Linked DNA regions of Homo sapiens: region 1 is linked to region 2. The links are chromatin loops, found by intact Hi-C in ENCODE. Cell type or tissue: prostate gland. All regions are shown on one strand. Links, peaks and the distances in the headings refer to the core of each region. The heading gives the core; the rest is flanking DNA. Region 1 overlaps METTL16 (methyltransferase 16, RNA N6-adenosine). Region 2 overlaps RAP1GAP2 (RAP1 GTPase activating protein 2).

Region 1 (6,358 bases), core at 228-2,727, 590 kb before region 2:
GTTCTTGGCTATTGCCAGACTCTTTGGGGGTGGGCTTTTTCTCTTCCAAGGCCTGAATGACGTCCTCAGGAGCTCGGGGAACTTCTCTCAGCTGTCTCACACGCTCTCTTTTCTTTCTCCTTAAATGAATCCAGGAGTTTTCTATGGCCGTTAGGAAAAGGCTGACTTCCTCTTTTCCACAGGGAACTCGTTTATGCTGGACCTGTTTGGAGGAAAAACAGAATTTTGTGGGAAATCACGTTTCCCCTCTCTCCAAACTCTCAATAAAAAAAAAAAGAAAAAAGAAAAAAGAGAAGGATCATTATGAGTACTTCGTCAATATGGTTAAGCAGGTACCTTCAAATCAGTGAGAATTTTTTCAATCCATGTCGTGACAACGACTATGCCTTCCGCCGTCTCCGAGCGCAGAGGTGATGCTTTGAGGGATAATTCCTTCATCACGGACGCCAGCACCACGAATGTTATGGGTTTTCTCGGTTTCTCTAATTTTCTTCGCTTACTTGGTGGTGACTGCAAGAAAAAGGAAGCATAGAAAAGAGAAGAAAGTTATCCGAATAATTAAACCTCATGCATTGTAATGAACTCAGAGAAAATTTCCACAACTTCTGCTACCAATCATAGAGCACTGAAAACACAAAGGGTTTTGTGTGTGTTATGTCCAGCACTTAAAACAACCCTGCAAGGTGCAGTCATTCACGCCTATAATCCCAGCACTTTGGGGGGCCATGGCAGGAGCATCACTTGAGCCCAGGAGTTTGAGATCAGCCCCAGCAACATAGTAAGACCTCCATCTCTAAAAAAACGTTTAAAACTAGTCAGCCACAATGGTGTATGCCTGTGGTCCCGGCTACTCTGAAAGCAGAGGAGGGAGGATCATTTGAGCCCAAGACTTCCAGGCTGCAGGGAGCTCTGATTGCGCCACCGCAATCTAGCCCAGGAAACGGGGTGAGACCCTGTCTCTTAAGAAAAAAAAAATTTTTAATTAAAAAAATAAGAACCCCACAAGATAGTTTAGGCATCTCCAGGAAAACGAAGATACAGAAAGGCTATGTCACACAGCTCAAGGTCACACAGTAACTGCAGTTAGGACTGAACGCCGAACCCACGTTCTTTCCAGCCGCACCGCACTGCCTTTGTTCTGGCTATCAGATGTAACTCCTCCAACTGCTAAACGTCCTTCGTGTACCTGTGGTACCCAAAGCAGACCTGCACAATTATTTATTTCATGACAACTCGAGGACCCTGGGGGCACTGTGTTCTTGGCTGGAAAGAACTGCAGGGCAGAAACATCATCAACTTGTAGTTTGAGTTTATATTGGCTGAGGCTTGAGATAAAGCAGCCGGTGAACCACAGCCATGAGATGACATGCGAGGAAGGATCAGGGCCACTAAGATCACGTGGGCAGAGGAGGAGGACTCCTGAATCGTGGCTGATGTCGGGACCAAGCCGGCGGCGAGCTAAGCACTGCCTTTTAGCTGGGGAGGGTGACACCGGCGCTGATGAGAAGACTGGATTTCAAAGCTGGTTCCAAGAAAATCACGACTGGCATCTTCCATTCTATCTCAAGCTGGGAAGGTGAATTATACCCTACCCACTAGAGGGACTCAAGTTCCACTTTAAAAACCAATGGCACCTGCCGGGCGCGGTGGCTCATGCTTGTAATCCTAGCACTCTGGGAGGCCGAAGCAGGCAGATCACTTGAGGTCAGGAGTTCAAGACCATCCTGGCCCACATGGTGAAACCCCGTCTCTACCAAAAATACAAAAATTAGCTGGGCATGGGGGCACGCACCTATAATCCCAGCTACTCGGGAGGCTGAGGCAGAAGAATTGCTTGAACCCAGGAGCCAAAGGTTGCAGTGAGCCAAAGGTTGCAGTGAGCCGAGATTGTGCCACTGCACTCCAGTCTGGGCCTGGGCAACAAGAGTGAAACTCCGTTTTAGAAAAAAAAAAAAACAAAACCAATGCCACCACTGTATTGAAAATTTATTTATTCATTTATTTATTTTTGAGATGGAATCTCACTCTGTCACTGGAGTGCAATGGCGCCATCTCGGCTCACTGCAACCTCCACCTCCGGTTTCAAGCGATTCTCCTGCCTCAGCCTCCCAAGTACCTGGGACTACGTCACCAAGCCCAGCCAATTTTTGTATTTTTAGTAGAGACGGGGTTTCACCATGTTGGCCAGGATGGTCTCGATCTCTTGACCTCGTGATCCACCCACCTCGGCCTCTCAAAGTGCTGGGATTACAAGTGTGAGCCACCGTGTCCAGCCTGAGAATTTCTTTCTTTAAAGTAGAAACTTTAGGCTGGGTGTGGTGGCTTATGCCTGTAATCCCAGCACTTTCGGAGGCCGAGGCGGCCGGATGGATTGAGCTCAGGAGTTTGAGACCAGCCTGGCCAACATGGTGAAACCCCATCTCTAGTAAAAATACAAAAATTAGCCGGGTGTGGTGGCCGCGCCTGTAATTCCAGCTACTCGGGAGGCTGAGGCAGGAGAATCACTTGAACCCAGGAGGTGCAGGTTGCAGTGAGATGAGATTGCGCCACTGCACTCCAGCCTGGAGACAGAAGGAGACTGTGTCTCAAAAACAACAACAACAAAAAGGATAAAAAAGAAAAAACACCAAGTCAGGTTTGAAGATCTTTTTCTGCTAAAAGGAATCTGACGACTGCTACTGATCATTCCAGTCGTACCTGGCCACACTGACAGCGCACACGCACACATGCAGACACCACAGGTTCTGATTACTGGGGGACGTCTTCTAATAAGAACTAACCAGCGGCCTCACACTGCATACATACACAACAACCTAACCAGTTTATTCTATACTAGGAAACTGTTAGGGAAGGATAAAAAACAAAGGGTGTGTGTGTGTGTGTGTGTGTGTGTGTGTGTGTGTGTGTGTTTGAAGAACCTGCTCTTGAGAAATGAATAGTGGACTCTAAGACCTGTCTGAACCTGAACTTGTTCAATTATGTTTCAGACAAGATGAGACAAATTCATATTGACATTAAGACAGTCATATTGTTATTACTCAATCATCCTGCATGAGAAACATAATTTCTAGTCTACTGAGAGCCTAACGCTTTGCAGTAAGGAGCTTACAATAAGCGTATTAAGCTGGGGAAGAAGCGTATTAAGCCGGTGTGTGGGAGGATGATGGGGGTGGAGAATCAGACTCCCCATTCCCCGTCCCAACATCAAAGGCCATGACCATGGAGAGCTCACTGCAACCTGGCCCTCCCTGCCAGCCCGCCCTGTACAGCAAAGGTCACCTACAAGCATGGCTAAAAGGGCAGCACTTCCCATCTCTTCTCACAGAAGGAGTGATCATTTTGCTCACAAATTCTGACCAGTAAAGTCAGGATATTGCTGTTTCTCATTATGCTAAAGCTGACCTGCGACACTCTTTCTCCAAAAGTAAGGACGGGCTTCATCATTTCTAGAGATTAAAATAAGAAAATACATCTTTACCAACCTGACAAGAACTCTATCAGGGATACTTTCAGAGTTCTGAGGAAGTCAGAAATCACAAAATCGACAACTTATTACCCAGTTATCTCAGGACTAAAATGAAAACTTCCCTCTCTCAAATATGGCTCCTTCACCTGCATCCTGACCCAACTTTCCCATATACAATGGTCAGTCAACAAACTTGATATTCCTGAAGATTTTTTAAAAAATTTTCCTTTTATTTTATTTTATTTTATTTTATTATTTTATTTTTTTTTTTGAGACGGAGTCTCGCTCTGTCGCCCAGGCTGGAGTGCAGTGGCGGGATCTCGGCTCACTGCAAGCTCCGCCTCCCGGGTTCACGCCATTCTCCTGCCTCAGCCTCCCAAGTAGCTGGGACTACAGGCGCCCGCCACTACGCCCGGCTAATTTTTTGTATTTTTAGTAGAGACGGGGTTTCACCGTTTTAGCCGGGATGGTCTCGATCTCCTGACCTCGTGATCCGCCCGCCTCGGCCTCCCAAAGTGCTGGGATTACAGGCGTGAGCCACCGCGCCCGGCCTTATTTTTATTTTTTAAATAGAGAAGGGTCTTGCTATATTGATTGCCCAGGCTGGTCTGGAACTCATAGGCTGAAGCTCTCCATCTGCCTCAGCCTCCCAAAGTGTTCGGACTCCAGGCCTGAGCCACTGCGCCAGCTGCATTCGGAAGATTTCTAATGAACTGCTCTAGCACACACATGCACACACATCATCTCAGGACGGTCTTCAATTTGGCTTTGCTCTACTATAGAAACTAGACATTAAGAGACAGACAGGCCAGGCGCAGTGGCTCACGCCTGTAATCCCAGCATTTTGGGAGGCTGAGGTGGGTGGATCACAAGGTCGGGAGATTGAGACCATCCTGGACAATATGGTGAAATCCCATCTCTACTAAAAATACAAAAAATTAGCCAGGCGTGGCGGCACACGCCTGTAGTCCCAGCTACTTGGGAGGCTGAGGTGGGAGAATGGCGTGAACCCGGGAGGCGGACCTTGCAGCGAGCAGAGATCGCGCCACTGCACTCCAGCCTCGGTGACAGAGCGAGACTCCGTCTCAAAAAAAAAAAAAAAGACAGATAATTCATACTCCAGGAGTTCTCAGGCAAGGCTTTTAAATGATGAAAGATTAACTGAAGTATGGCTCACAGCAGTTGTTCAGTCCCCTCTTATTTATCATGAAAAGTCCTCGTGGGCAGGGTCACAGTAAAATATAGGATCAAGTTCTAAGAAATTAATAGTTAAATTCAACACCACAGCTCTCTGGTCGTAGGCAATTTTTACATTTTGCTGCAAACACTAGTACATAGAAGCTGTCAGTTTTTCCCCAATTGAAATGATCTTATTTTGCTAATATCCTTATAATTGCAAAACACAAATATTTTAAATGAAGAGTGCTACACTCAAACTGTCATAATCTAGTTTAGCAGGCAAGGCGTACATAAATAATTCAACATTTTAAAGTCTACCCCAAAACCAATCATTTACAATGATTAATCCAGTTTAATGCAAAGAACTAGGTGAATTTACAGCTGATTTTGGATTTGAAGATGCACTGCTGGAATTACAATGTGAGAGAAGCCTGGTGAGCAGTCGTAGGTCTGCAGAGACCACAGGTTTTATATCTTTTGAATTCCAAGTAGTCAAGGAATGATCATCAATAAGAGAGGAACTGCAAGCGTTAAAAACACATTAGATCACAGAAGCCATCAATCAGGCACAAACAAACAAACAAACAAAAAACCAGTTCTTAAATTTTAAAATATGCTACGTAGCAGGGTGGTCTACAAATTTCTTTTCTTGTCTTTTTTTTTTTGAGACAGGGTCATGCTCTGGCACCCAGGCTGGAGTGCAGTGGCGCAATTACGGCTCAGTGCAGCCTCCACCTCCTAGGCTCAAGTGATCCTCCCACCTCAGTCTTCTGAGTAGCAGGGACTATAGGTGTGTGCCACCATGCCTAGCTAATTTTTGTATTTTTTGTAGAGATGGGGTTCTGCCATGTCGCCCAGACTGGTACAAATTTGAATCTTCACTTTAATTTCTAAATCTCAATGATGCCATCAGCCAAGAAACTTTCACATGTGGTGTAGCTTGACACAGATCAGTGTAGCATGTTATGTCTCCGTTAATTATGGCTAAGGCAAAAAAAAAAAAAAAAAGCCACAGGCTGAATGAAATCATTAAATTCTCTCTAGTATTTGCAGGAAGAGAAGAGCCATTCTACAGAGAAATCTGGTGCGCACGAAGCCACAACCTCTTTGTTTTGGCAAAGCAGCTTCTAGAAAAACCTCAAGTGGAAAGGGGACAGGGCAGAGAGGAGACCCCAGTGCAGTGGCCGTCTGTTTTTTAAAAGAGATAGGGAGTTACAATGTTGCCCAGGCTGGCCTTGAACTCCTGTGCGCAGGTGATTCTCTCACTTCAGCCTCCCAAGTAGCTGCAACTACAGGTGCACATCACCACACCCAGCCCATTTCTTTCATCTTAATCTGACAGGTCGTTGTTTAAAATGTCCTGAAATCACCCCCAGGAGTACGTAAAAACAGTAAAAAGTAAAAATAGCAGCCGGGTGCCATGGCTCACGCCTGTAATCCCAGCACTTTGGGAGGCTGAGGCAGGTAGATCACAAGGTCAGGAGATCAAGACTAGCCTGGCCAACATGGTGAAACCCCATCTCTACTAAAAATATAAAAATTAGTTGGGCATGGTGGCACGTGTCTATAATCCCAGCTACTCGGCAGGCTGAGGCAGGAGAATTGCTCGAACCAGGGAGTCGGAGGTTGCAGTGAGCCGAGATCACGCCACTGGACTCCAACCTGGGTGACAGAGCAAGACTCCGTCTCAAAAAAAAAAAAAAAAAAAAAAAA
Region 2 (15,918 bases), core at 7,194-9,693:
CATCTGCTCCACTTCACAGGCCGGGGAGGCTGGCAGCACGCCAGGGCTGGGCTCACGTCAGCGGCTGTGTAGGGAAGGGAGGGCAGTCTCCCGAGAGCCTCACAGCCTCGTGGGCTGAGAATAGGTGAAGTCAGGGCACCTCTGTGCAGAGGGAAGGCGGGGTGTGGGGCCCGTCCCACGCCTGGGCGACCCCCATGCAGCGAACCTCGAGGCCGTCACTCTAAAGCTCAGTCTCACTCAGGGTGCCAGAGGTGCGCGCCCCACCCTCAGTTCCTAGCCTGGGCCTAGGACTGGCTGACCCCGTGTGTGGGGCCAGGGCTCCCGAACACGGGTCCACCGGCTGCACGAGAGTTTCCGGGGGGCCCTACCCTTCCGATTCGGCAGGTTTAGGCCAGAGCCCATGAACCCAGTCTGTATTTTTAAACACCTGAAGCAATTTTGAAGCAATTCTGATTTATGGCCGAGCTGAGGAGTCAGGCTTGGGAAGAGAACCCCAGAGACGGGTCGGGAGAGGTCTGGATGCTCTGTTCCTCTGCGGCTAATCACCTGTGGGACTTGGGGGCTTCTCTGTGTGTCTCTGGGCATCTGTTTCCTCATCAGGGAGAACAGTTCTCCCTGTGCCTTCTCAGTAGGATTAGCGTCACGGTCGAATGAGGTCACGAGATGCCATCTCCCGGGCACTTGTATGGCATTAAAATTAGGGTCCCAGCCCTGTCCAGTCATCTTGCCAAACCTGCTTCTGGCCTCCAGGAATGCAGATGAGAGGCTGCGGATGGCCCCACACCGTCCGGCCCCACTTCTAGGAACAGGGTCAGGGCCTGTGCTGGCGATGCTCACAGGAGTATTTTGTTTGTGTTCTGGGAAGAGGAGGAGGGAGAAGGTGAGTAGCTTTGTAAGGAGCGTGGCTCCCGTAGGGGCAGCGCTCGTCTCTTCCCTCCAGGTCCGTACCATGACTCTGTTTCACTCAGGTCTCTGTCACTGCGCGGGAAGATGTGCCCACCTTTGGTCCACCTCTGCCCAGTCCCCCCGTTTTCCAGAAGGTAGGACACTCTTCCTTCTGCCCCTCTCGCATCCACGATGCCAGGTCTCAGTGCTTGAGTAGCAATGGTTGGGATGGAGCCAAATTCAGGCTGGGAACATTAGGGAGCTCCTTTTGCAGGTTTTGGGGGGAACCTCCTTTCTTGGGGTCTCTCCCCACCTCTTTCATGCTGCCAGTCTGGCCCAGCATAGGACCACTTGTCAGGGTGTTTGACACTGGGGTTGCTTTTCTGCTGAAAGACGGGCTTTTATGTTGAGCCCCGGTCAAGGAGCCTTGGGCAGGAATGAGCTCCAGTCGTGGAAGTGCCACTGTGGCTTCCCAGGACCAGGGAAGCGGGTTTCCTTGTTGGGATATTTGCAAGTGGGCTTGGCCTGGGCTAGAAATGATCCGCTGTCGGAAGGGACTTTTCAGGGGTTCTCCCCATGGCCCCGGCTCTGCCTGCCTGTCACTGTGGCTGAAGACCTTCTGGCAACAGCCGAGAGTGACAGACCTGAGGTCCGTCTTGTCTCTTCCAGGGCCCGGAATTCAGGGAGTTTCTGCTCACCAAGCTCACCAATGCCGAGAACGCCTGCTGCAAGTCGGACAAGTTTGCAAAGCTGGAGGTGAGAGTGTGGTTTCTGAAGGTCTCCCTCCTGACTGCTGGGCCACCTGTTAGCCAGCCTCATCCAGGGCTCCTCCATCTTTTTTTTTTTTTTTTTTTTTTTTGAGACAGAGTCTTGCTCTGTTACCCAGGCTGGAGTGCAGTGGCATGATCTTGGGACTCACCACAACCTCTGCCTCCCGGGCTCAAGTGATTCTCCTGCCTCAGCCTCCCTAGTAACTGGGATTACAGGTGTGCGCCACCACGCCCAGCTAATTTTTGTATTTTTAGTAGAGACAGGGTTTCCTCCATGTTGGCCAGGCTGATCTTGAACTCCTGACCTCAGGTGATCCGCCTGGCCCAGCCTCCCAAAGTGCCGGGATTACAGGCGTGAGCCACTGCGCCTGGCCAATCAGTCCTTTTTTTTTTTTCAAGACAGAATCTCACTCTGTCACCCAGGCTGGAGTGCAGTGGCCCGATCTTGGCTCACTGCAAGCTCTGCCTCCCGGGTTCACACCATACTCCTGCCTCAGCCTCCCGAGTAGCTGGGACTACAGGCGCCCGCCACCACGCCCAGCTAATTTTTTGTATTTTTAGTAGAGATGGGGTTTTGCCATGTTAGCCAGGATGGTCTTGATCTCCTGACCTCGTGATCCGCCTGCCTCGGCCTCCCAAAATGCTGAGATTACAGGCGTGAGCCACTGCGCCTGGCCCAATCAGTCATTTTTAAAGCACCTACTATGTGTCAGGCCCTATTCTGTTCCCTGGGATATGGGGATAAGTGAGACAGTTTCTATCCCTGGAGAGTACACAGGGTAGTCGGGGGGTGGGGCAGGGGGTCATTACTAAATAGATAGTTATAGTACAGTGTGCCAGCACTAGGCTGGGATGGAGGTCAGCACAGCTCAGATAGTGACTGTTTCTGCCTGTAGGGGACAGAGGGTGTGTTCAGGGAAGGCTTCCTGGAGGAGGTGGCTCATGCACAGCTGAATCTTGATATCAGATGAACCTTCTGCCAGGAGGAAAGAGTGGGGAAGGGAGGGCTGATCTGGCATGGTAGACAGCATGAGCAAAGGTCAGGAAGAACCAGAGCCTGACGTCAGGAGGGAGCTCCTGAGGGTTTGCTGTGGCTGAAGGACCCACGGGGGCTGGAATGGTGGAGACTCAGCCGGAGATGTTGGTTGGATCAGATCCAGAAGGGCTTTGAGCTCGGGACGGTGGGCTGCTGGTAAAGCGCTTAGGCAGGAGAGTGAGGGGCTCGATGTGTATGCCAGAGGGATTGCTCTGACAGTGGTGTCATTGAGAACGATGGTGACAAGGACAGGTTGCAGGGCAAGAGGTGCAGGAAGGCGGCCAGTTAGAAGCTATTTACAGGAATGCAGGAGAGATGACAAAGGCTTATACTGTATGGAAGGAAATGGTTTAGGGTCAAGGTTGGGAAGACTTGGTGGACTCCTGGCTGTAAGTGTTGTGGGACGTGGGATTGATTGTAGGGTGACTCTTGGGCCTTTGGCCTGGGCTCTTTGATGACATGGTGGCCAAGTTGTGCCTGCGAAGGCCGGGTTGCTGAAAGGGCCAGTCCTCATCTGTGTGAATAGCGGCCCCTGGCATCCATGTGCATGGCTCTGGACGAACATCTGGATGGAGAGGAGCAGTGGGGAGTTGGGTGCGTGGATGTGGAGCTGGGGCAGAGGGCCGGGCTGGGATTCACTCTTCCTTCTGCTCCTCTACCACCAGGGTGGAGCTGTGGCAGTGGTGGGACGACCCAGGGAGAAGGGCAGGGGGAGTAGAGCAGGAGGCCGAGCACGCAGCCTTCATCTTAGCTGCAGCATTTGTGAGCACGAAGCTCAGCTCAGCAGTAGGTCCACACCGTTGCTGGGCCGGGCTGGGCAGAATGTCAGCCTCCAGGCCAGGTGTCTGGAGCTCACAAGGAGCAGGCACATCTCTGCTCTCAGAGCCAGCTTCTCCATCCCCACCCTCTTCCCTTCTAGGACCGGACCAGGGCTGCCCTCCTGGACAACCTTCACGATGAGCTCCACGCCCACACACAGGCCATGCTGGGACTGGGCCCAGAGGAGGACAAGTTTGAGAATGGAGGCCACGGGGGGTTCCTGGAGTCTTTTAAGGTATGAGCGTCAGAGTGACTGATGGTTGCTGTGGGGTTGGGATTGGGGAAGAAAGGAAGTGGTCCAAGGTCCATGGGATACTGATCCCAGAGCCCAAGGGCCAGCTGGAGGGGTGACAGGAAACGTATGGGTATCCTAGGTGTTTGCAAAGGGCAGGGCCGTTAGGAAGTGTGTGAGGCTGGAGCAGCCAGCAGTTTTCTCAGCAGCCTCCCCATCCTTCCTCTATCTGGGTCATCTCCTCCGGGCCCAGAAGTCTGTTAAGCAGGGACAGGTAAAGAGGTAGCAGTAGGAGAGGAGCTGGAGCAAGCCAGGAACATCGGCGCTTTCACCTGCCTCCTCCTGGGTTGGGGAGCCCAGGGCAGAATGGCAGGAGCGAGGACCACAGCCCTTACGGGTCTTCGTAGCTGCTGTGGGTGCCACAGTGATTCTTCCTAGCCAGCCGGCCGAGCATTGGAAGACCTGGCTGGGCAGGGGCCATGGAACTATAGGCAAGTCCCTTTGGACTTTGCCAAGGGAAAAAAACTAACTAGAAGGAGCTGCTAAAGGAAGCAGTGAGCTCCCTGTCCCTGGAAGTATTCAAGTGGAGCTCGGACGGCCCCCGAGCTGGCGTGTGGTAGAGGTTTTTCATCTTATGCTTGCTGAGTGCTTGTTGGTCCACGCAGCACGTAGACCCAGCATCTGGCTCGAGCCTGGCTGTCAGCCTGTGCAGGTGGCGGAACGGGTCTTGTTATATTCACGAACACACGTGGGGACAGGATGAGAGACGCCACAGGCCTGCTCAGGTCCTTACACCGAGGCAGAGTTAGAGCCTCATTTCAAACGCAGGTCTTCTGATTCTTAGGTCCGTGTGCTGCTGGATTGCCTGTTAGAAGGTGATTTGGAAACTCCCATCTGGGGGCATTATGTGTGGGACTTTATGGGGAATTATGTGTAGGGCTACACCCACCTCTATTAAAACCGCAGCTCTGTGGGATCCTGGGCAGTCTTTCAAGCCTCTTAAGGTGCAGCTTTCTTGTCAACAACATAAGGATAGGAAGCAGGACCCCTGTCAGAGCCATTGTGCGAGTTCATTGATACCATGCCTGGAAAAGTCCAGATTGCCTGGAATATAGTAAATGCTCAAAAATGTCAGCTGTTATTACAGTTGTATAAAGTGAAAGCTTCACACACATTATCCCACCTGGAGATTCACAACTGCCCTCAGTGCCCTGTGAGGAAGGCTATTATTTGGGGTGTAATAATTTTGGTATAATAGTTCATACTCAGTTTTAATAATGATAGGCATAGTATTATATGGGAGGAAACCAAGCCTCAAAGAGACAGAATCATTTGTGGGAGCAGGTGGAGTTGAATCCAGGTCCGCCGGATTCCAAATCCGACACCACCTCCCACTTCCTGACTTTGTTAAGATTCCACCCGCACTAGCCTGGGCCCGGGCAGGCCTGGGGTCAGTCCCCCACTGCCCGGCTGGACCGCAGAGAGCAGGGCACAGCTCTTCCTACCCTAGTTGGGGCCAGCTGCCAAGATGCCTCTTGGGGTTGGGAAAAGGAGCTGAGCTGCTTGTCCAGGCTGGTGGGTGATTCCTGGGGCACCTGTTTCAGTGCTGATGGACAGTGGGAGCCCGGGTGAAATAGGAGAAATTGGGAGATCAAGACGGAAGAGGGATGCAGAAGAAGAGGAACGGGAGGAGAGAGGGCGCCAGGTCAGACAACCCAGCGAGAGAATGGAGAGTGTGAGATGCGGTAAACAGGAAAACGGGCTTGGGTCTGGGGAAGGCAGGAAGGGGGGCACCACATTAAGCCTTCCACAGGCTCTAGACTTCCTTCCAGAGGCTCCACCACACTCCATAGCCCACGTATCAAAACATTCTGCATCCCTCAGTAAATGTAATTTATGCAGAACTATAAGAGGTGAGGCCAGGTGCCGTGCCTCACGCCTGTAATCCCAGCACTTTGGGAGGCCGAGGCAGGCGGATCACGAGGTCAGGAGATCGAGACCATCCTGGCCAACATGGTGAAACCTCGTCTCCACTAAAAATACAAAAATTAGCCGGGCGTGGTGACGTGAGCCTGTAATCCCAGCTACTCAGGAGGCTGAGGCAGGAGAATCACGTGAACCCGGGAGGCGGAGGTTGCAGTGAGCCGAGATCACGCCACTGCACTCCAGCCTGGAGACAGGGCGAGACTGTCTCAAAAAAAAAAAAAAAAAAAAAAAAGAAAAGTTGAGCTGCAGTTGGGGAGCCAACATAATGTTGTATTTTGTAGACATTTAATGAAGCACTTGTTTTGAGTTTTGCAGGTTTCTTGTAGTATTTTGGAGTTAATTGGTTTTTCAGGTTTCAAGTATTTCTATATCCTGGAGATGCTTGTAGGCTGTGGACACTCTGCCCATGGTGCCCAATGGAGGAGGTGGTCCAGCAGCTAAATACAGGTGGCAGGTATAAAGAGAGTGGCCTGAGGCCGCTCTGTCCAGTCCCCCGCCTCTGGCAGGAGTCGCAGTTGATCTGTGCTTGACTCGAGGGGGTCTGACGTATTCCTAGAGGGGCTTACAAGAGAGGAAACACTTTAAGACTTTATCACGACTCATCTTTGATCCAGTGATCCAGGGAATTCTTTTCAATACTAAAACCCTGCAACTGTAGGTTGAAGACAGGCCTGCTTCCAGATTCTGCTCTCACACCTACCTGAGGTAGCACCGTGGGGCGTGGGAGAGACTGTGACAGTCACACAGAGTAAGCTTCAGGGCCCTGACGGTTGTGACCAGATTTTTTTTAAATTTTTTTATTTTTTAATTTTTTTTGAGGCAGGGTCTTGCTTTGTCACCCAGGCTGGAGTGCAGTGGTGCAATCTTGGCTCACTGCAACCTCTGCCTCCCGGGTTCAAGTGATTATCCTACCTCAGCCTCCTGAGTAGCTAGAATTATAGGTGCCCGCCACCACGCCCGGCTAACTTTTTGTATTTTTAGTAGAGACGAGGTTTCACCATGTTGGCCAGGCTGGTCTCGAACTCCTGACCTCAGGTGATCCGCCCACCTCAGCCTCACAAAGTGCTGGGATTACAGGTGTGAGCCACCGCGCCCGGCCATTTGTGACCAGCTTTTTTCCCTCCCACCTGGGGAGCACGAGCTCCTGTTCCCTGTCCCTTTCGTCATTGCCCTCACATCTCCCAAGCATGGAGGCCTGAGCTGGGGACAGGCCAGGCTCAGCCGAATGGAGCCCTGGGGCCTGGGGTGGATTCTGGTGTTTAGGCCATGCCTGTGGCCAGGCCTGTGTGTCTGGCCCAGCTCAGGAAACCATCCCTAGTTTTGGTATTTTTTTTTCCTGGGCACCTTGGGCGGTGCTGCTGTGTCAACAGGACGTTGCTTAGGGAGTTCACCCACACCTTCCTGGGATCGCTCTTGAAACAAGTGATACCTGAAATGTTCCAGGAAGAAAAGTTACAGGCCTTTATCTCTTCCTGTCAAAGTTTTTTTTTTTTTTTTTTTTTGAGATGGAGTTTTGCTCTTGTTGCCCAGGCTCAGGCTGGAGTGCAGTGGTGCGACCTCGGCTCACTGCAACCTCTGCCTCCCGGGCTCAAGCGATTCTCCTGCCTCAGCCTCCCGAGTAGCTGGGATTACAGGTGCCCGCCACCACACATGGCTAAATTTTTTGTATTTTTAGTAGGGACACCATCTTGGTCAGGCTGATCTTGAACTCCTGACATCAGGTGATCCGCCCATCTTGGCCTCCCAAAGTGCTGGGATTACAGGCGTGAGGCACTGCGCCCGGCCTCCTTCCTGTCAAAGTTCTCATTTCCCAGGCTGATGGGAGCATAACTGAGAATCCCCAGGGCTGAAAGCCATCTCAGCCATCCATCCTTGCCCCTGGTGAGGCTGCTGCTCCCCCACGTCAGCACTGACCCTTGATCTTTCTCCTGAGCAGCAGGCCTGCCATTGCCCTGTGTTGTGCCGCCTGGCACCTCACCCCGCTTGGAGCAGTTCCTTACAGCTCACTTCTGTCCTCCCAGCTGTAATGGAAGCGTTTCTCCCATGAGACACAGAACAGTTGGCTTTTGGACATCTAGACCTACTTTTCAAGCTGAACTGCTTGGAGATAGTCTCAGGAATCTGCTGGTTCTACAAACACTTCTAAAGTTTGCATTTTCACTTAGATCTAAAAAAAAAAACCTTCCAATTATAAAGACTGAACGTTTGGCTGGGCGCGGTGGCTCACGTCTGTAATCCCAGCACTTTGGGAGGCCGAGGCAGGTGGATCACCTGAGGTCAGGAGTTCGAGACCAGCCTGGCCAACGTGGTGAAACCCTGTCTCTACTAAAAATACAAAAATCAGATGGGCGTGGTGGTGCACACCTGTAATCCCAGCTACTTGGGAGGCTGGGGCAGGAGAATTGCTCAAACCTGGGAGGTGGAGGTTGCAGTGAGCTGAGATTGCGCCACTGCACAGCAGATCCAGACTGTGTCTCAAAAAAAAAAAAAAAAAAAAAAAAAACAAACCTAAAGTTTGCAGTGATCACTCCAAATTAAGAGATGTTCCTATAGGGTAAATAGGTAAGGCCTGAAGTCAGCACTGCATACGCAGCCCATGGGGCCACTGGGGTTGGGGGTCTGTGAGCAGATTCTCGGGAGTCTTGCGAGAACAGCTTTCACGATGAAAGAGCTGTACGTTATGTTTGAACGATGCTGATCTCTAGACCATTTTCCAGTGCCATTCTCAGTTACTGCCAGCTGTTGATGAGGTTGTTATTGGTCCGTAATGCAATGAAAAGTGATGATACTTGCTGTACCGACGTCAGATGGACGTAGAGCACGTGCAGGCCACATTTTGAGAAATGCTGAGCTCACCCAGCCCTCCACTGACCTCATCGCACAGAGGTGGAGCAGAGGACCGGGGAGGAGAAGGCTGCCGGGCTGGCTGTGATGGACCCGGGACCGTGGCAAGCTGGGAGTTGCCAGGTTCATTTCTCCCAGCCTTTGAGGGACTGTGATAGTTCATGCCTTGGTCTGACCTGACCCCTAGTGGCAGGAGGGGCCACAGCTATCCCTGGCAGTCTTTGTGGCCCCGCAGTACCTGCAGGGAGGTACCTGTAAGCCGGTCCCCCTAGCAGTGCCAGTGATGGCAGGTGGAGCACAGCAGGGCCCCGCCAAGAATCCTTGGTCTTTGGCGTCTTTGCCCCCTCCTTTTCCTCCTGATGGGGAGTTGTGATGTCAGGATGGCCCCGCTGTTTTGGGGGTCCACGAGAGAGCTCAGGCCTTGTGCTTGGCCCTGCTCCACTCCTGGGTCGGAGTCATGGTCTCTTGGAGCAGAGTTGGCATCTGTCTTGCATTTGCCCCGCTAGAGGGACAGAAGACCCGGTGCTGACTCCTCACACTTACCCAGCCTGCCGCCTCCTCACACTTACCTTGCTGACTCCGGCGGCTGCACCAGGACTAATTGAGGAGCCAGTGTCCTCCCTGACACCAGCCTCTGAGTTTTTCTTTTCTTTTCTTTTCTTTTTTTTTTTTTTTTTTTTTGGTGGGAGCCTTGAAAATTCGTGGTTTCTAATCATCCTTCAGTCATCCACCAGTTGAATTGTATTTTCAACCTGGACCAGTTTTTAATATACAGGGACCCTTTTATCTGGAGCCCAGGGTTCTGGGTTTGGATCCTGGCTCTATCTCTTACCTGCTATGTGGGCTTGGGCAATAATTTACCCTTCAGAACTTTTTCTGTCCAATGCCTGTCCTCTCTGCATCTCAGAATTGTAGAGATTCAATAGATCTTGTATGTGAAGCTCATGAGACCAGATACTGTTACACAGGAGTTACTATTTCCCACATGGAATCCTTTCTGGGAAAGAGACAGGGAGGAATACAATCACGTGTCACTCAACGACGGGAAATACGTCCTGAGAAATGACGGGAATACGTCCTACGACACACGTCGGCTATAGAGCCCGTGGCTGCCAGCACAGACCTGGATGGTCTAGCCTAGGACACACGTCGGCTATAGAGCGTGTGGCTGCCAGCACAGACCTGGATGGTCTAGCCTAGGACACACGTTGGCTATAGGGCGCGTGGCTGCCAGCACAGACCTGGATGGTCGAGCCTAGGACACACGTCGGCTATAGAGCCTGTGGCTGCCAGGTTACAAAGCTGTGCAGCAGGTTCCTTTACTGAATATTGTAGGTAATTGTAACACAAAGACAGGCATTTGTATACTAAACATCTAAATATGGAAAAGGTACAGTAAAAATATAGTATTAGAATCTTAATAGGACCAGTGTCATCTATGCAGTCTGTTGACTGCAGTGTCATTGTGTGGTGCTGGACTGGATTGCAGAATATAAATGATTAGTTTGGAATGTCATGATTGATGATGGTGTTGTCAACGCACAAGGGCACCAAGAGAATGTAAAGATGCTGATTTTTTTTTTTTTTTTTTTTTTTTGAGACAGTCTCGTTCTGTCACCCAGGCTGGAGTGCAGTGGTGCGATCTCGGCTCACTGCAACCCCAGCCTCCTGGATTCAAGCAATTCTTCTGCCTCAGCCTGCCGAGTAGCTGGGATTATAGGCACACACCACCATGCCTGGCTAATTTTTGTATTTTTTACAAAAATTAGAGATGGGGTTTCACCATGTTGGCCAGGTTGGTCTCGAACTCCTGACCTCAGGTGATCCACGTGCCTCCACTTCCCAAAGTGTTGGGATTACAGGCGTGAGCCATCGCCCCTGGCCGAGATGCTGAGATTTATGGAGCACTTAACTCATTCATGGAACCTGGCTGCGGCCAGGCTTGGTGGCTCACTTTGGGAGGCCAAAGCAGGAGGCTTACTGGAGCCCAGGAGTTTGAGACCAGCCTGGGCAACACAGGAAGAACCTGTCTCTATTTATTTATTTATTTTAAAAAAGGAAGCTCGCCGCTCCTCCAGGGACACCTCAGTGTGCCACCACCCCTGTCCTGCCCTCAGTTGTTCAAAGGGTACATGGCTTTATGATGCTTGCGTGACGGGGTAAATAGAACGCGCTGACTGTTTTAACCATGCGGTAGGAAAACTGTTGCTAGGTGACCCTGTTCTATGGTATAGAGAGGGAGTGAGAGATGTCCCTCCAGGGGCATCTTTGACTCAGATAAGAGATGCCCGATCAAATCAGGGGTATGAAGCTGGTGGGCTACACACCTCACTGTCAGTAGCTCATCTAGGGGGCTGTCCGGTTTACAAATGGCCCTCCTGAGTCTGCATCCCTTGTCAGGATAGAAAAGCAGGCAGGATGGGGTTCTTTGCCCTTCCCAAGCTTGGAGAAATCCTGACGTCCAGAGAGCCCAGGGAGACCTGTTGTTTGGGTCAGGAGCAGCAGCCCTGCCATTTTCTTGGGACCACTTTGCTGTAGACCCAGCTCTTCCTAAGATGACTCAAGGCTGGGCGTGGTGGCTCACGCTTGTAATCCCAGCACTTTGGGAGGCTGAGGCAGGTGGATCACGAGGTCAGGAGTTCAAGACCAGCCTGGCCAACACAGTGAACCGCCATCTCTACTAAAAATACAAAAATTAGCCAGGCATGGTTGCGGGCGCCTGTAGTCCCAGCTACTCGGGAGGCTGAGGCAGGAGAATCTCTTGAACCTGGGAAGCGGAGGATGCTGTGAGCTGAGATCGTGCCACACGCTGTACTCCAGCCTGGGTGACAGAGCTAGACTCTGTCTCAGAAAAAAAAAAAGATGGCTCAAAAGAGGAAGGGAGGTTGTCCACATGAGACCATCTGTAGGTTACACATGGGGTGTGTGAGCCAACACAGTTGTACAGGTGTGCACAGGTGTGAATCCAGAGGGGAAGGGGAGCGGGGCCCACACCTTAGTCCTTCTGCATCAGCTTTCTGAAGCTGGAGTTCTGAGAGCAGCCTCCCTCGACTAGCTCACACTACGATAAGGAAAATTCATGAGCTGGTGTCCAAGGAGGGCTGGGTGACTCGTGGCTCAGTCAGCATCAAGATTCCTTTCGTCTTTCCCCTCTGCCCTCCCTGGCTTGTCAGCTTTGTCCCTCAGGCTTGGCCCCTCGTGGCCCTAAGATCATTGTCATGGTTTTGTCTGCTGACAAAACACTGCTGACATGTTAAATCTTTTTTGGGAATCATTGAGAAAACCTTTCCCCAGCGCACCCAGTGGATATGCCCTCCTCTGCCACTGGCAAGAGGATAGGCTAACTGACTGCCTTAGGCAGATCATGACTTAATCCTGCGTCCCATGGAGGAGGAGGACACGTTTGGCTAGAACCTGGCTCTGCCAGTGGGGAGCTCAGGGAGCAGAGGTGTTGATACTTGTATGTGAACAACAGATAATATTCGTGTCCAGGAGTCTTTGCCCTTGCAGAAGCCTGGACAACTGATTAATCCAGAAGGAGCACCCCACAGGCTCTGGGTCTTTCAGCATCGCCCAATGTGAGGAATATGTCTTGGGCATTCCTCAGAGGCAGAGGCCATGTCCTACACATCTCGACTTTCCTGCTGCGGGTCTCCCAGTTCCTGGCACAGTGCTAGGCACGTGAGCAGCCTGCAGCAGGTGCTTGTTATTAACCGTAAGAGTAGCCACACTTATCAGATCATTACGATGTGCTGGGCTGTCTCCTCAGAGCCCTGTGTGTATTCTCACAACTACTCTGTGGTGTAGACACCAACATCTCTTTCACTCTAAGTCTCAGAGAAGCTGGGTCACCTGCCCGGGGTTACTCAGCTAATGCGTGCTGGAGTAGAGGGCCCAGAAGCCCAGATACAAATCCTGGCAGTGAAACCCTAAAGCCTCCATGCTTTTGACTGCTGAGTTGCATTCCTGCCCGGCCAGATCCAGTGACTGATGGAATGATCAAAGGGTTACTGGAGAGAACCTTCTCTTCCTAGAATTCTCACACCATCTTTGAAGGCCTTTGGAGCCAGAGAGAGCATCATCCAGGGGGCAGCCAGAGTCCCCTGGGACTTCTTTTGTCAGGAAATCCCCCCCTGAGGTGGAGCCGAGCTCTGCTTCAACACAGCACTCTGAGGGGTGGTTGTGCCTTCCCGGGTCCATCCCTCCCGTGGCTGAGTAATCTTGGTTTTTAGCTGTTCTCACTCTCACATGTACTTTGACAAAGCCTTGACCTCCCTGGTGGTCCTCTCCTGGGTACTTCACCATTTGCCAGTGTGCCCCTTGCTCCTGGGTGGCCTGAGCAGCTCCGTGCCCCCCGAGACCCTGCACTTCTGCCAGGCTGAGGGTGCATCTCTTTCAGCACCTCCATCAGACCAGGGGCCGTAACAAAGGCGGATCTGAAGCCCCTGCAAGTGGGAGGGGCGGCTCAGTGCATGGATTGATGCACAGATGAGTAAGAGACCCTCACACACTTGCACCCATGGCCAGCATATTCCAAGTTGCCCAGAGCACACTTTGGGATACAATCCAGTGTTTATTACAGATGGAGGCTCAGTTTTCTGGAAAAGAGTCAACTTGTGGTCAGACACCTGAGTGTGTTGAATCCCCACCACGATGCTGGGTGTGAAACATAGAATTCCCATTTTACAGATGAGGAAGCTGTAGCTTAGAGAGGTTAGTAACTAGGTCAGTGTCGCACAGGCTTGGCGAGCTCCAAGCCTCATTTTCCTTACCTGTAAGATGAAGATAATAACCTTTGTCCACCGTGCAGGGGAGCTGGGGCGCTGACCCCTCAGATTCCCTCCAGCCGGGGCTGTGCCTTGCCTCCACCCATGCCCAGAGTGTGGGGCAGAATATGGAAACATCCTCTGTAAGCTGGAGTAACTAGTATGGGCCTCTGTGACCGTGTGTGTGTGTGTGTGTGTGTGTGTGTGTGTATGTGTGCACGCATACGTGTGCTGAGGGCTGTGTCTACAGACCCCACGAGGAGGGCAGAGTCATCCGGAGAGCCCGGGTGCTGATTCTCAGGCCCTTGTTCTCTCCCCGTAGAGGGCCATCCGCGTACGCAGCCACTCCATGGAGACCATGGTGGGCGGCCAGAAGAAGTCGCACAGTGGGGGCATCCCTGGCAGCCTCAGCGGGGGCATCTCCCACAACAGCATGGAGGTCACCAAGACCACCTTCTCGGTGAGTGCTGGCAGGCCCCGGGGCGGCAAGTGGGTCCCAGGGAGGCCCCCCCCAGACCTATGGAGGAAGAGTGCCCCCACCCAGGCTTGGGCAGGTGACTTGATCAGGGCAAGCTGGATGATGGTGGGAAACTGAGGCTGCTTGGGGGTGACCCTGACCCCTGACCTCTGAAAACGGTCCTTTGGAGCCTCCATCCTAGACAGCACCCGGGGTTGACCCAGATGGTGCTAGAAGCCCTCCTGTCCTGTTCTCTTGAGTTTCCTTGACAGCTAGACCTCCTCCTCGGGGCCAGCCCTGCAGTGTGGTCCTGGGGTGTGTTTTGCTGCTCAGGGGCTCGGGACCCATGACTGTGAGAGGGGTGTCCTTGCTTTGTTATTATTAATGGCAGCAGTAGCCACCCCAGCTTACTGTGTACCAGGCACTGAGCTGAGTAACCTGTAGACACAATCTCACCTGCTTCCCATAGCAGCTGCCCGAGATGGGTGCTGATGTGTTCTCCTGTTCCCATTTGAGGAAAAGGAGGCCCGCTGGGGCTCAGTAACTTGCTAGAGGCCACTCAGCTAAGCTTAAGAGCTGGGATTTGAGGCCGGGCGTGGTGGCTCATGCCTGGAATCCCAGCACTTTGGGAGGCTGAGGCAGGTGGACCACAAGGTCAGGAGTTCAAGACCAGCCTGGCCAACTTGGTGAAACCCCGTCTCTACTAAAAATACAAAAATTAACTGGGCGTGGTGGCGGGTGCCTGTAATCCCAGCTACTCAGGAGGCTGAGGCAGAGAATTGCTTGAACCTGGGAGGTGGAACTTGCAGTGAGCCGAGATCATGCCACTGCACTCCAGCCTGGGTGACAGCGAGACTGTCTCAAAAAAACAAAACAAAACAAAACACAAAATCAACTGAATTTGAATGCGATTCTGCTGGATCCAAAGTCTGTGCTGTTCATCACCATGTGTACAGTTCCCAAGGGAAGGGTCCTGCAGGCCTGTGAGTTTGGGCCTGATTGACTCGTACCAGGGGCTGGGAAGGGGAGGGAATCATGTAGTTGGGCCTTTCATAAAGCAAAGTGGGCCGGGCATGGTGGCTGAGGAGGGTGGATCCCTTGAGTCCAGGAATTCGAGACCAGCTTGGGGAACAAAGTGAGACCCCATCTCTACAAAAAAATGCAAAAATTAGCTGAGCATGGTGGCACGCACCAGTAGTCTTAGCTACTTGGGAGACTGAGGTGGGAGGATCACCTGTGCCTGGGGAGGTTGAGGCTCTAGCGAGCCGTAATTGGGCCACTGCACTCCAGCCTGGATGTCAGAGTGAGACCCTGTCTCCAAATCTAAGTAACTAAAGCAAAGTGGCTTTGGATTTGTATAGACTAGGATTTTCCTTTCTTTTCCTTCAAAATAGCAGAACATACTCACCATGGAACTAATTATGAGTATTATAAATGGCCTCGCATAATTAATTTAATTGACTAAATATTTTCCTAGCTATTATCTTGCTTCCCCCTGAAGGTGCATGGCGTGAGCAGAGCAGGGCCTCATCTCCATCCTGTGGATGAGGAGACTCAGGTCGGGTCTCATTGCTCTCCTGAGGTGCCATAACATGTGCATGGCAGGAGCTGGGGCCTGAGTTGGAGGCTTGGTGGCCTCTAGAGGTTGGTTCCAGGCTCCCATCTGCCCTCCTCAAACCCCCACCACTCATTGTCCACTGTGAGGCCAGGCAGCTTTCCAAAGCAGAAGGCGTCTTGGCTGCCGCCAACCGCCCATTGGTGCCTGTGGCCCTGGCTCTGCGGCTCTCAGCCTGTCTTGTTATTGGAACGCCTGCGCGGCTCCATTTGTTTGCGAGGAATGAAGGAGAGTCAGGAGTCCTCACCCTGCCAGTGATTTGCTGGAAGACCTTTGGTCTTCAGCTTCCTTGCCGGTAAAGTGAGAGGTTGAACCAGGTCCCTCCAGGGCCTCCCTGGCTCTGTGCCTCTCAGCCTGTGTCCCCCGGAATTGTTCTGACCTTCTCAATTTGGTGGGCCTGGCCCTGTGTTCCTCCAACAGTTGTGGTCTTTGGTGGATCATGACCTGGGACCACAAGGTTTGGCTTAACACAGGGAAGGAGGCTGTGACTGGCCTGAGTCTCCAGGTC

What was found. Peaks named below come from ENCODE experiments on the same cell type or tissue, not always from the same donor. Only the 100,000 strongest peaks of a DNase experiment are listed, where the experiment ranks them.
Region 1: it touches region 2 in a loop (5-fold over the local background); 3 of 110 quality-filtered maps call a loop at or near these places.

Annotation. Positions count from the first base shown.
Region 1 is chr17:2,420,395-2,426,752 of GRCh38, forward strand. It overlaps METTL16 (methyltransferase 16, RNA N6-adenosine), which reads right to left. Exons shown (of 10, transcript NM_024086.4): 9 at 337-510; 10 at 1-202. Among named protein-coding and RNA genes, the nearest start is that of MNT, 23 kb to the left of the region's middle. In prostate gland, for the core only: a CTCF peak has its summit at 1,603; no DNase peak of the experiment used is centred there.
Region 2 is chr17:3,004,401-3,020,318 of GRCh38, forward strand. RAP1GAP2 (RAP1 GTPase activating protein 2) reads left to right here. Exons shown (of 25, transcript NM_015085.5): 15 at 969-1,040; 16 at 1,555-1,641; 17 at 3,611-3,745; 18 at 13,661-13,798. Among named protein-coding and RNA genes, the nearest start is that of RAP1GAP2-AS1, 46 kb to the left of the region's middle. RefSeq lists an enhancer at 6,379-6,880. In prostate gland, for the core only: a CTCF peak has its summit at 8,756 (motif pointing left); a DNase peak (open chromatin) is centred at 8,741.